Regions from separate parts of the Homo sapiens genome. Here region 2 is linked to region 1. Evidence: chromatin loops called from intact Hi-C (ENCODE). Cell type or tissue: ascending aorta. All regions are shown on one strand. Region 1 has its middle 21 kb from the start of PDE1A. Region 2 overlaps PDE1A (phosphodiesterase 1A).

Evidence for each region. Peaks named below come from ENCODE experiments on the same cell type or tissue, not always from the same donor. Only the 100,000 strongest peaks of a DNase experiment are listed, where the experiment ranks them.
Region 2: a loop joins it to region 1, with 2.3 times the contacts of the local background. A loop is called at or near these places in 3 of 110 quality-filtered maps.

What each region holds. Positions count from the first base shown.
Region 1 is chr2:182,446,736-182,449,235 of GRCh38, reverse strand. It overlaps a transcript of PDE1A not described here. Among named protein-coding and RNA genes, the nearest start is that of PDE1A, 21 kb to the right of the region's middle. In ascending aorta, no CTCF peak of the experiment used is centred here; a DNase peak (open chromatin) is centred at 1,205; H3K27ac peaks cover 1,028 bases.
Region 2 is chr2:182,371,619-182,374,118 of GRCh38, reverse strand. The region is part of intron 1 of PDE1A (phosphodiesterase 1A); the gene reads left to right. Among named protein-coding and RNA genes, the nearest start is that of PDE1A, 54 kb to the left of the region's middle. In ascending aorta, no CTCF peak of the experiment used is centred here; a DNase peak (open chromatin) is centred at 1,258; H3K27ac peaks cover 2,479 bases.

The DNA.
Region 1 (2,500 bases):
TATTTTTTCTGGGTCAGCCTAGATGTTTGGGAAGGATACTTCCACAGTTAGATAAGCTATCATTTTGTGATGCCTTTTATTCACAGGTTTATTACAAGGTTTGACAAGACTATCCTAAGAAGATTTAGAAGGATTTCCTGGGTTTTGTTTGTGTGTGTGTGTGTGTGTGTGTGTGTGTGTGTGTGTATGTGTATGATGTGATCCTGTAGTGGTACAATTCTGTTAATCTCCAATACTTATTATTTTAAATTTAAACGTATATCTTTAAATATAGAGAAGAATCAATTTTAAATTTGTAGGCTAGAGTAAAAGGATATTGCTTTAGTATGTCTTGTGGTCTCAGTTTCCCCAGAGGAAAATAGAGTCTGAACCAAATAATCTCTATAGTACCTTTCCACACCAACACCATAACTTATGTTTGTATCTGCTAAAAACGGAATCACAGTAGATTAAGACAACTCTGTAGTGTTAGTTTTTAAATAAAAAAGATCATTTAGATTTTATCCATCAAACTGCACTAAATTAAACCAATTTGGAACTCTGCTGAAAGTGAATACCTTTGTTGGTAGATGAAAATTGGCTGGCATGCACAGTCATTAGCAGTGGGTGATAGTTTTTTTGGATATAATGTGGAAAGAACAGGGAGCTGTTTTGGAATGCCTTTGAAGTTTTTTCTTTCAGTTCTAAATATCTGAGATTCTTCACAATTTTCACAGCAGAATGGTCCATAACCCAACATTTCTGTTGGGTTCTAAAACATCGCATATACTTTACAATTTTGGAGTTTCGGGATATGTGTAAATCAGACTTCAACAAGGGAAACATAAGTTAAAAGAATAATTCAAAGGTAATTCTAAACTACCAGTCTTTAAAATCTGCTTTCAACACAAGAACAAAAAAAAATCTAAATGATAAGACTAAGCAAATGATGTGATTTTGTTTATTGATTAGAAACATGTGCTCCAAAATGGTTTAAAATAAAGAAGAAAGGAGTGAGAAAAGGAAGGGAGAATTTAAGACATAAAATCAAAAGTTACTGAGCACACCCAATGTGCCAAGCATGAGTGTTAGAATCTTGAAATGTTAGGAAAGCCAAAGACTTGCAAATTAAAAGAAGTTTCACTGAGCCTATCCTGTAGCACTAAAATGTTAAAAATGCAGCTTGTCATCATAAGGCATGACTGGGATGTGGGAAAATAGCAGTAACGCCAGGGTTGTGAAACAAGATCACATAGTTAAGGAGATAAAGCCAGAGCTCCAAGAAGTTTGTGTTCTAGCCCCATAATGTCAAAAAGTTGACCAATGTTTGTGCTCATCAGAAACATCCATATGACAGGCTATGGATGAAACTCTGAAACGCAAGCCTGTTTAAACAGTTTAGGCACAGTTCAAAGGGAGACATTTGATATTAATTAGTTAATTAATTAATTAATTCAGAAATCACTTATTATCTGAAATGCACAGAAGCCTAGTAGGGAAATGTGTCATGGACATAAGAAACTATAATACATAGTAGAAAGTGAGCCATGCCATAGGAAAGTATAGATAGATTTATGGTTGTTCAGAGGGAAAGAGCAGAGAGCACCAGTGAAAATAAGGTTGAAAATATAGCCTTTGAGATGGGCTTTACAGGGTAGGCATGTGTGCCTTATAGAAGGGATCCCTTAGTCTCCAGGCCTACAATAGCATCATCCTTACTGGGAAGTGTGAGGACCTTTACTTGTTGGTGGTCTACAGCCTGTTTCTTCTATTCCTCTTTACTTGTGGCACACATTGCCATCAGCAAAAAGGGCTCCTCATGAACTGAGCTGGTAATCAGGAAGGTCACTGGAAAGTGTCAGAATTTGGCAAGAATGGGAAGTAGAGGGTCCGGTGTGTTTACAGTCTGGAAAATCTCTCAGTAGATTCTGATACGGTCTTATGTGGCCATGTCCCAGCTTCATCTGCTTGGAAATGATTGCTCATAGATGACATGAGATATTAGGACATCAAAACTAAGTGCAACATTATCTAGGAATAATGAGGAACATGAAAATTTATAAAGGGAAATATAATAAACAGTGATATTTAAAATATGAATAGAGTATGTGTGTTTGTGTGTGTGTGTGTGTGTGTGTAAGTGAAAAAAAAGTTCTCAAAGTAAACATTTTCCCAGTGGCCGTCCTTTTGAACTTAACCAACTTGTAAGTGTAATTCTGGAGTTTAATGTATAGATTAAAATGACAAAACAAAAGATTTTGTGCAGGTTTACTATGTATCAGGCATTTGTCTATGTGGTCTATATATATATATATATTATCTCACTTAAAAAACACAGAAATCCCATATGGTGGTGATGATTATTTTCCCTTCATTGAAGATGAGGAAATTTAACCTTAACTATTTTAAAAAATTTTCTGGGGATCACATACCTTGTTAGATGAGGAGCTGGGATTCTAATCAAAGCAGGCCATTCCAGAGTTCATGCTCTTTATTCTCTACCAGAGAAGGCTGCTTAATC
Region 2 (2,500 bases), 75 kb after region 1:
ATATATGTGGATTGACTAAATTTTTAATTTTTTGAACATTAGTACTTTATCTAATATTTCTCCTCCACCATTCACCAAATACTTGGTAAAAATTTATTGATTAAATAATTGAATGACTGCTGTGGCAAAGCCATTAATATTTATTGTTTTTTGTCCTTTTCTATTTACTGCATATCTTTTTAGTCCCTTTACAACATTTGCACATGATTTGGCAACTCAATGAAGTCATCATGTGAAAATCTGATTTCTTTTCCTGTGATATTAATAACATTTCCTCTTGTTTTCTTGTCATATATCTCCCCCAAGCATTTCTTGTTACATGTATTTTTAATCTGTCCCTGCCTGAATTCCTTCTTCTGCCTTTAAACAAGCTCATGTGAAAAAAAATATTCATTTTTCAGCCTTACTAGTCACTAAATTCTATCCTTTCTCCTTCTTCACTGCTTTACTTCTGTTTCTCAAGTGAAGTGCTATAATACATTTCTAGCAACCTGTGACTTTTTCTATGAGAAATTTGAATGTTTACTTTAAGGAAATTTTATGAAGTAGCCTTATTCTGTTTCAGCTGTGTGAGAACTTTAAAACAATGATTTATTAGAGTTTTAGAACTGCCTTTAAATTTCTGTTTTTAAGCCCACCATGACCAAATCACTTAATGATTAAGTTTTTCCAGTTTTTGAACCTAAGATATGTGGTTGTACTGACATTAATAGATTGTCGAAGAAGTAATTTACACTGTTGGTTTCTCTGCCCTCTCTCCTCCTCCTTTCCTTAGCAGTCCCTTGTCATTTGGCTTTGCCTTCCACCATTTTATTGAAGTTGAAAGTTGTTCTCCTGACAGTACCACATGCAGCCCAGGTCACCCCTGAGGCCATTCCAAAAGAGGCAGATTGGATAGTAATTGGTTCCCCTTCCATTATTATAATGCAGTGTTTGATACTAAACCCCAAGATTCAGGATGCCTGACTCAAGTAAATCATTGAAGCCCCTGTGATGTATTTTTCATTCTAATCTTCTTCACAGACAACCACAGGTAAGAACTGGCATTATGTGAGGTCGTGAAACTGCTCAGCCTCAACAATTTCTCCTTGTCACTACATAGGGTCCCAGTGCACAGGGCTTGGGCCTTTGTCTTAGTCCCTTTTCCTAAGTCATGAGTGGATCCCTGGCCTGCACATTGTTCCTTTATCACTGTCCTTATGACATTTCTGTTTTCTGTGCTGCCTTGTTCCAGCCTGTCCCTCTGTACAGGAAATGGAATTTTGTCTTATGAGTCATCTTGGTGTTTGAGCCTTTTCTCCTACGGGAACACTTCCCAGTGCTAACCGTTGGTCTGCCTCACTCCTGAGCAATCAGCCAGTTCCTGAATTTCTCTGTGTTCTGAATTGCCCCTTAGATTGGTTCTCTAGTATGAATAACTTTGGAATTTGGACCTGAGATTGTGGCATAGCACCCTCTTAAACATTGTACCTTCTCACTCTTCAGGGTCAGACTAGGGGGTGAAATTTGTTTCTCCAGTCCCTATCCTGCCTAGCTCTGAATTCTTCACTAAATTAGAAAGTACTTAAGGAACTGTTGTAATATCAGCAGCATATAACAGTGTTACCTGTTTAATTCTTTGTTGTCACTATTTTTACATCCTGGTCTGTGACATGTTCAAAGTTTTTCTTTAAAATGCCTTTTAAAAGAGAAAATTGAAACCCATTCCCACTTAAATATAGATAAAATGATCACAATTATCATTTTATTTATCAAACAGTTATTGAATTTATGCTATACACCTAACATTTTAGTTAAGATAAATTCCACATTTTTACCAATACTTCTCCCCTATGTAATGTCAAACACAATACCTTCCTCCTCATAGCAGTTATGCAGTAGATGAGTTGTATAAATACAAGAGTTATATAAATAAAAATAAAACCACAGTTTTACTGTATCTTCGGAAAACTCACATTTTGGTATGCAAGTCAAGATATGCACATTTGAAAAAAATTATGCCAATTAACGGTAATAAAAATATATCAGAGTTGGCCAGGCATGGTGGCCCATGCCAGCACTTTGGGAGGCTGAGGTGGACGCATTGCTTGAGCTCAGGAGTTTGAGATCAGCTTGGACAACATGGCAAGACTTCATCTCTACTAAAAATACAAAAATAAAAATAAAAAAAGCCAGGCGTGGTGGTGCATGCCTGTGGTCCTAGCTACTCAGGAGGCTGAGGTCGGAGGATCCCTTGAGCCCAGGAAACGGAGGTTGCAGTGAGCCAAGATGGCATCACTGCACTCCAGCCTGGTGACAGAGTGAGACCCTGTCTCTAAATAAATAAATAAATAAATGTTAATTCATTTTGTAGGTCATTTTAACATTTATCATAAAAGTAAGATAATCATGCATGATTTTTAATGAGGCAAGACATGACTATGTGTTAGGAACACCTAAACAAATGGTTATTACTATCACCTTTGAGAGGAGTCATTTTTATCCTAAAGAGCATCCATGA